2 separate regions of the Homo sapiens genome follow, and region 1 is linked to region 2. Evidence: read pairs that join two places in POLR2A ChIA-PET (ENCODE). Cell type or tissue: CD4-positive, alpha-beta T cell. All regions are shown on one strand. Each heading gives the region's core, and the rest is flanking DNA. Links, peaks and the distances in the headings are about the cores only.

Region 1 (4,393 bases), core at 274-4,273, 84 kb after region 2:
AAAGCACCAAAACCAAAAGCCCAACAGTGAAGCCTGCTAATTGACAAGTTCTGCATATATGCACAACCCAAGCAAAATTTAGGTGCCTTGGTCTGAAATACGAACACACATACTGGGAACACTAGACATTCGCAGAAAGCCTCCAAAATGAAAGCCAGAGATCAAAATAAAGAATCCAGAAGAAGGAACTCAGAGAAAATAGAGATGATGAAGGAATTATAAGAAAACTGTATAATTTTTTAAAAATCTATAATTAATATCCTTGGAAACATATGGAGATACTGCAACTATGAATCAAGAATAGAATGTTACATGTTTTTAAAGGGAGATTTAGAAAACAAGACAAAGTTCTTGTAAAATACAATATGATAGCAGAAATTTGTAAGTATATATCATATAATATTTATAAAATAAAGTTATGGGAAAATCTTCTCTGATCCTTCTACCTCCTTCTTCCACATTTAAGGACCTTTGTGAGTACATCAGGACCACCCCAATAATAGGACAATATCCCCACCTCAAGATTCTTAATCACATCTGGGAAGTCTTTTTTGCCAGGTAAGGTGACATATCAACAGGTTCCAGGAATTGGGATGGGAACATCTTTGGGGGCGATTATTCTGCCTACTGCAGAAGTTGTTTGGGGTGGGATTGAAAATGGCTCCAGTGTGTTTCCCCTTCCTGAATCAGTCACCTCCACTTCTGGTCCACAGGAAGCTCACTTTCTCTGCCTGGATAGAATCTGAGATGCAGGCCAATCTCAGGGTAACAGCAACTCTGGTTGGCTCACTCTACTCCCAAAGCAGCTAGGTAACCTGCCTCATCTCCTCCCTAATGACCATAGTGGGGAGTCAGCTATTGTCCTAGCGGCAGGGAACACACACTCTCTAAGCAGTCAACTGAAGCTCATCTCACTAGACTTGAGGCAAGGGGCAAGCACCACCCCTCCTTCAATGGGGTAGGGAGGCCAGTCTCAGCACAGCTCTCTGCAAAGAAATCTGCCTTACCACCTCCCATCTCCACCCACCACCCTCTCTCATCCTCAGTGCAGAGAGTCACCTCACTGGCTCTCTTTGTAGAATTTTCTGCACATCTGCCTCTCATCTCACTCTGGGTCATTTATCTCTTGTGTCTTGGTGATCATATTGAAATATATAACTTAGTCTGCTGTCACAAAAACAAAAAATAGAAAACCAAGCAGATGACTCAAAACAGGCAATTCACAGAGGAAGAAATACAAATGATCAACAGTCATTTGAAATTCATTCCCCAAGTGATGAAATATATTCAGATTAAAAGAAGACACCATCTTCACTGATAAGATTGGCAAGGTCCCACAGTTTGAGAGCACCATGTGAGGGTTTGCAGAGGCCTTTTATATATACCTCTGAGAGCAGTGTAAAGTTTTTGGCTAGCAATTTTTCAATATGCATCAAAGCCATTGAAATGTGATTTTGGGAAAAACACTGGCAGGTATACAAAGAGGAATGAATAAGGATATTCACTGAATCATTATTTATATTAGCAAGTGATTGGTTATTAACCACTAAGGAGTTTGTTAAATAACTTATAGTCTCTGTATATGATGTAATGCTTTGTAACCACTAAAAGTGATATTAAAGAAGGTTAATAACATCAGTAAATAAGCTTTGATATATTGGGAAATGAAAAAACATGGGTTGAAAAACAGTACTTACAGATTGGTCTAATTTAGTGGGAAAATATGTGTGAGACATAAACCTTGAGATATTAAAACTGTGTGTCTTGATGTGGTGGGGTTATGGGTACATTTAAATTTACTTCTTTGGTTTTTGTGTATTTTTGAATATACAACTGTGAAATGATATTATTACTTTTATAATGAAATCCATTTTAAAATGGTAGTTTGCACCTATCTCTGTACAGCTGTCTCTGGGAATTGGTTTGGATATATTGGGAGAGGTACTCACTCACTGCAAAAGGAGAACAGGCAAACTGCCCGACAAGGACAGGGTGAGGGGAAACTCCATAAGACTAGTAAGGGTGGAGCAGAGCAGCTGGATGGGACAGGTTTTGTAGCCAGTGCTCTATTAATAAATGATATGCCTGTCCTTCAGTGAGCCCCATCAGCAAACATTGGTTCTGTGCCTGCTACGGAGGAAAAGAACGATAGCCTGTTTGAGCCTCAAAGGGCTGATTAGGGAGAGAAAAATTGCATGAAATAATTGCAAAGGTATGCATTAATAAATCCAAAATAATACAGCACTGACTGTATTATATATGTAGTAGGGGTGGTGCAGAGTAAATAATCAGAGTTCTGAGACTTTGTTGAGAAAAAGGTAGGATGAAATACGTGAATAAATCGGTTAATACTATCCAAAGCTCCTCAAGGTGTGCTTCAAGCCAGTTATGCATGTTAGGTTATCATGACGTGTTTATAAAAGCAAGGGAGAGAGGAAAGAAGAAGGCAAATAGAAGGAACATTTCAGGTAAAAGGTGTGGCTAAGCCAGTGGTTTGCAAAGTGTGGTCCCTGAACTGGCAACATTGGCATCACCTGGGAACTTGTTAGAAATGCAAATTCTTGGGCTCCATCCCAGACCTACTGAATCAGAAAAACTGGTGGCAGGGCCCAGCCATTTGTATTTCAACAAATGCTCCAGGGGATTCTGATGTAGCTAAAGTTTGAGAACCACTGGGTTAAACAAAGTCTTGGAAGATGGTGTAAGCAGGTTTTGGGTAAGGGAAGTGGCCTTACTAGAAGGAAAAAGCCACATCAGGGATTGATGGGAGATTAGATGGGAAATAAGGGGGCTAAGAAGGCGCTATATTATTGGAGGTAAAATAGATTAAGCTTTTTCACAAACAACATGGCTGGTATTTACACATAACTAATATGAAGGAAATTTGCTAAAGAAAAAAAATCCACGTTCTCTCTTGATTAACACAATTAGCTTAAGATTTTCCCTGTTGCATGTATTTGCCCATACCTATACCTAACGTTCACACAGTTATAACAAAGTTCTGAGGTTCTGTTTATTTTTGCATTTTATAGTAGACTAATATTTTGATACATTAATCTAGGCTTCCATTTTTATTTTGGCTTCTGCTGTTGTGTTTCACATCTTAGCTCTGCCTAGACTGTCTCTGAAGGGTTGTCACAACAGAACCAAATATTAAAGCAATCAAATGTTGGGTTATGAATTTCACAGTTGAGATCCAGGCCAAAGACAAAGGCATCTGGAAGTAAATGAACAGTCAGAGCCAGCTTTCCTCACCCCTAAAGCCTTGATAAAGTTGCCAACTAGGGCAGAGCTGCAGAGAATCAGAAAGAAGAGCAAGAGCATATCCTGGGGTCCATTCCCCACCCGGCCTGCACCCCCGGAACCCCACGGATATGGCCTAAACTCCCACCATGAAAAGAGCCTAGGGAAATGACATGTGTCACAGAGGTCCTTCTACTTAGCACCATATGAGAGCAGCAAAGGCTACAGGTGACCCAGCTAGGACCTGAGGACCCAAGACAACCTCTCAGAACTCCCCGCAGCGCCAGGGTGATGTGATGATGCAGATGGAATGTGGCTAAGTCAGAGGCTGGCCTGAAAAACTTCTGTATTAGGGAACGGAGGACAATCCAGGTCCTGCATGGATCAACGGTCAAAGAGAAAGAAGTCAATAGACATCCCATCCTGGTGGATGCCCATCGGAGCAGGTAATGACAAACTACTAGGTACTACCCCAGGGAAAATGCAAGCAGTTGGGAATAGGGCGTGGCAACAGGACTTTGAATTGCCTGAGATTACCCTGAATCAGCATAACAGGACACACACCGGGGTGGACCACTAGTCAAAACGGGGCTTGAAAAGGAATGTAAATGTTACTATAGAAAATCAAAGAAAGTTACGTTTTTGCTGCAACTGAGTATGTACTCTAAGATTCGTACTTGCTACAATTATATAAAATGTTTTCCATGTCTGAGAACTCATTATTATTTTAGTTGACAATATCTCCATCAAGTGACAACACTGTATTTTATTTAGTCATTCTCCTATTGTTGAAAATTAAGATTGTTTCAATTGTTAAGTATAATATAAATACTACAACAAAATAATTATTCTGCAACATTTATTTGCCACCTACAATTATGCCAGACTCCAGACTAAGCATGCTGATTCAGAGGTGAAAAAAACACAATGTCCCATTGTCTGGTGGGAGAGTCAAATGTGTCTAATGATCATCACAATGTCACATGAATGTGATTATAAAAAGCATAGCTAACTTGTGCCTATTTTAAAATTATTTCCTTAGGATAAATTCCAAATAGTGAGATTCTTGGATTATATTGACAAATTGCTTTCTTTTCTATTGTATTGTATTGTATTGTATTGTATTGTATTGTATTGTATTGTATTGTAT
Region 2 (4,393 bases), core at 314-4,313:
TGCCTCTTGCCTTGAGCAACTCAAACATCAGTGGTGACTCCTGAATCTAACTGCCCTTCTAAACAGCCCCAGAGGATACTGGCTTTGGCAGGAAAAGTTGCTGTGATTGGCAAAGAACCTGAGAGTCATGGGAGAAAAGACATGACTGCTCTCTAAGAGCCCTGCAAGAGCTAGAGCCCACCCTACTCTCCTAAACCCCACTCTGCAGACCTCAAAAGACCCAGGCCTGACTCTAAATTAAAAATAAAAACCAAGACATTTCCCACATGCTCAGAGCCAGATTCTCCCAGGGCATCGAAGACTTAGAACTGTTTCTCATGAAAGGAGGCAAGAACTCTCACCCTATGTCTACTTGCAAGCTCCAGAATATTCTGTGGATGTCCTGTAGTCTGGGCTGGCCCTTACAGGACCTGGCTGGAGAGGAAGGGAGAAAGGAAAGGAAAGACTCCTCCAGTCCAGATCCATTTAGACCCACTGCAGAAAGCATTAACTGGGCCAGACTTGTCTCTTGTCAATCACCCCTTCCTTCCTAGACAGACACCACAATGCCATGCATTACACTGGACAATCCAGAGGGGACATGAAAGTGGGGGAAGAAAGCAGTCAAGTAAGGAGTGTGAGGAAAACACACATTGAAGAGACAAAAGTGAAGGAAAAATAGACTTTTTGTCCCCCGACTGCTCACCCGCCCTCCATCCCCCAACACTTCACCAACATGAGGACATTAGTGAAGACACCAGGGAACAGAGAGAAGATCCAAGAGTGTGGGGCATGCTCAGCCCCAAGGGAGTGTATCTTTTTCCTCCTCCTCCAGATCATCCCATCTGAGAATCTGTCCTAAAAGACTCAATTTGCTAACTTGCCCCTGGGTGAAAAGATGTTTCAAACTGAAGAACAGCTTAAGTTGTCCTATAAACACATAACCTCATGTTCTGTGTTAAGATTAATGGTGAAGTGTCAGGGGTGGGCATAGAGGGAGGAAGTTAATGACTCCTTGGTGATTAGTGACAAGGGCAGGAGGCCAGGGCTGGAGGGAAACACACAGTTACACCACCGGAATGCTGACTTGGGTCTTCGGCTAGTCGGCCCCTTCTTGCATGTCCTGGGCACGGAGAGGGCTGAGGGGCTTGAGGGGCCGGCTCCCAACACTGTAATTTCTTGGACGCCTTATTGTATTCGAACTGGACAGAGGCGTAAAGCTGTTCCTTCTCATCCTTACAGGGGTTTGGTTCTTGGGGAAGTTGTTCTGATTGGAAATGGAGTGACACCACACAAATGAAAGCCAAGCCAAAAGCTCACTCATACAGGTTAATAATGCGCTTGTAACCACAACAGCTTCCCTCACTCCTGCTCCTCTGCACACAGGGTCCCTCACAGGGCATGGCCCATGGCCTGGCCTCCTAGCATCAGGGGGCTAAAAGGGAGAAGCTCCTTGAGCATAACATTCCAAAGCAGGAAAAAGACCCAAAGAAAGGAAGGGGCTTATTGAAGACCACACAGATTACCAGTGACAGACCTAGGAACAAACCTACACCTCTTGACCCCCACCTTATAGGCTCCTCTGGACTCTGCTTTCTAAAGGGACACTTGGGGTTGGAGGGGGGTAGTAATTTGCATTTCACTTCAGCCAAACACTTTCCATATTTAATTGGATTTCCAGGAGCCAACATTCAAGGTTAAGACTCATGAAAGGGGTACTAATTTAAAAAAAAAATAATTCCAACATCAGTTTCAGACGTAGCAAACTACATTTGGACGTAAGTTCTGAATCTGTTTCCCTTTTGTACATAAAAGAAACCCCAGTCTCTTGATGTCAAAGCTTCAGAGACTCAAGGTGGCAGGGAAACTGGTGTGTTCATCGTGGGAAAATACTTACAGTTGGCTTGTCACGGTGCGTGTTCACAGCCTCCACGTTAAGTTTAATTGTTTCCACTTTGCACCCTGAGAAAACAGAGGAAAGAGAGGACTTAAAGAAAAAGGTTCAATGGAAAATTCCTTAGTTATGGGAAAGTATACCACAAAGGAATGTACGCATTCTGCAATACACACAGTCATGCATACATCCCTTTCAAAACAGAAGGCACTGATGGAGCTTCCCTGGTATATAGGGATAATGAAGCTGAACTCTAGACAAACTTCAGAGAAAATTCTGACCTTCCTCAATTCCCAGCTCCTGCCAGCCCCTATGTGCATAGTTACCATAGGCCACAGGAGTAAGTTTGAAGATGGTATGGAGAGGGCATCTCAAGTATGGTAGCTCATCTGAAAACAGAAAGACCAGGCGAGGGAAGTCTCTTAGTATTATGGAGTAAGGTCAAGTTAGTGGAAGAAAGAATCTACAGAGCTCATAATGAGTTTCCCTTACTTTGACCACCTCTTAGAGTTGTACAACTCCTCCCTTAAACCCCAGACCACAAAGCCACCCAACCTTCTGAGTGGCTAAGGAAGGAAATAAGGCCATCTTAGATCCTTCCACGCAGGCAAAAACAGGAAGTATTGTAGCCAGAGAGCCCAATGGAAGGGGGTCACCTGGGTACAGCAAAGGCCAATAAGGTCTGACCACAACAGCTTCCAAGCAGCTCAGGATGCTGAGCTCAGCATCCACAATGCAGGCTTCCCAGGAGCTCCCGAAGATCGGGAAGCGAAGTATGGAAGAAGGCAACGGCACCTTCTTACTGCCCTTACCCAGAAACAACTGCTGCTCCTAAGATACCACCCTCCTAGTAGGCAGCGTGGCAGGCTGGGAATATTCAACCACTGTCCTGATGCTGCCAGGAGTGTCAGCATGACACTGGCCCTTGAGCCAGGCAGGATCAAGGAGCACCAGCAGCAGCCACTCTCCATTGGAAGCTTTCGTAGCAGCAGAGTGAACTCAGCAAGTCATTGACTCAGTGGCTGCTGGGAGCCCCACACTGCTGTCTGGAGAAAGTACTCTAATTTGAGTGGAGACAGGGAGGTCTGTTTCCCAGGAATCCTGGTGCCACTGCAAGTCCAGCCCTCTCCCACTGGATGTGTCTCCCAGCCCCTCCCTCAAAGGCACCTGCGCCCTTATCCAAGAAGTAGGCCAGGAGGCAGCGCATGACAGCCTGGTGGGAGATGACGAGGACATTGCCCTGACGTTCCAGCTCCATGATGACAGGCTCCAGCCGCTGCACCAGGTCCTGGTATGACTGTGGAGGGAAATGGGGCAGGCTGGCAGGAGCCCAGGTGCAAGCTGGCAGCCAAGTCAGTGGCTGGACCTTGGAGACTAAGGGCCACTTCTTCTTCCTCAGCTGGCTTTCCTCCTGGAGGCTCAGTGAGTTTACATCACCTGCTAACTGCCCCCAGCCCTGGTATCTCTTGAGAAAACTCAGATCTTTCAAAAGCAATATTTAGACCAAGAAAACTACAGGTTAAGAAGAGGAAGTGTGAGTTCAACCTGTGTGTGTGTGTTTTTTCTTCCCACAGATTAATACAGGCAGTGAGACAAGAGACTCCTAGGGGTTTCCTGTACCTCTGCCATTCAGTTTTATTTACTTTTGCCTCACACATCCCTAGAGTATGGAAGCCACTTAGACAAGGAAATAGCCTAAAACACTCAAGATGACAGGGAAATAATTCCTATCCCATATATTTACTTGGTGACTCCACTTACTTATGTGGGGGTGGGATTGAGAGAGTACAAGGAAAAAAAGAAGTAAAAATGATTGTGTTGATTCTAAAACATACTGAACAGAGGATGCCTTGTCACCCTTATCCCTGGGAATCTTAACAATTAATGAGGCATTCGATTGTCTAAGCTGAATGAAACCAAAATGACCCAAGGGAAGGAAGATAAATGATGCCTAGACCCTCCAAATCACATTCAATCCTTCCCCCAAATTAAAGTTAAACACTCAGCAAGGGTCTAGGCAGTCACTTTACATGACAGGGGCGTCTTACCTCCCCACCAGGATATCGATACAGATACTTCTCTTGATCTCGAAGTGCAAACTCTTCTGGGTACCGTTTCTCAATCTCTGCATAGGTCATCTCTTCACACACACCCTGCAAAAAGCCACTTGAAGCTGGCTTGAAGAGATAGACTGTACCACACCAGCCCCATCCCAAATAAGGAAGATGACATTGAAGAATGCTAGTTTCTTAGTACGTGCCAGGCACTGTGCTGGGTCCTTTCATGTATTGCAGCTGCCTGTGACCAGAGTGTCACAGAGTGTCTGTGACTCACCGGGTGAGGACCACTGCCGGAAAGAGGCAACTTCTCTAGCTCAAGCTACCACATTCTCCTACTACTGGGGGGAACTTACAGGTCAAGAAAGTCAAGAGGCTAAAAGGAACAGGAAGCAGAGAAGGAGGGAAACTGAAGGGACTGGAGACCTTGCATGAAAAATAAAAGGGTAGAAGGAAGGAAAGA

The links. ChIA-PET counts read pairs that join two places held together with the same protein. Peaks named below come from ENCODE experiments on the same cell type or tissue, not always from the same donor. Only the 100,000 strongest peaks of a DNase experiment are listed, where the experiment ranks them.
Region 1: POLR2A ChIA-PET joins it to region 2 with 5 read pairs; 3 of 35 experiments call an interaction of 5 or more read pairs at or near these places.

What each region holds. Positions count from the first base shown.
Region 1 is chr1:206,984,734-206,989,126 of GRCh38, reverse strand. No RefSeq gene overlaps it. Among named protein-coding and RNA genes, the nearest start is that of FCAMR, 16 kb to the right of the region's middle. In CD4-positive, alpha-beta T cell, for the core only: no CTCF peak of the experiment used is centred there; no DNase peak of the experiment used is centred there.
Region 2 is chr1:207,069,057-207,073,449 of GRCh38, reverse strand. It overlaps PFKFB2 (6-phosphofructo-2-kinase/fructose-2,6-biphosphatase 2), which reads right to left. Exons shown (of 15, transcript NM_006212.2): 11 at 3,922-4,026; 12 at 3,041-3,170; 13 at 2,200-2,262; 14 at 1,877-1,941; 15 at 1-1,246. The coding sequence ends at 1,079. Among named protein-coding and RNA genes, the nearest start is that of C4BPB, 18 kb to the left of the region's middle. In CD4-positive, alpha-beta T cell, for the core only: no CTCF peak of the experiment used is centred there; a DNase peak (open chromatin) is centred at 1,829.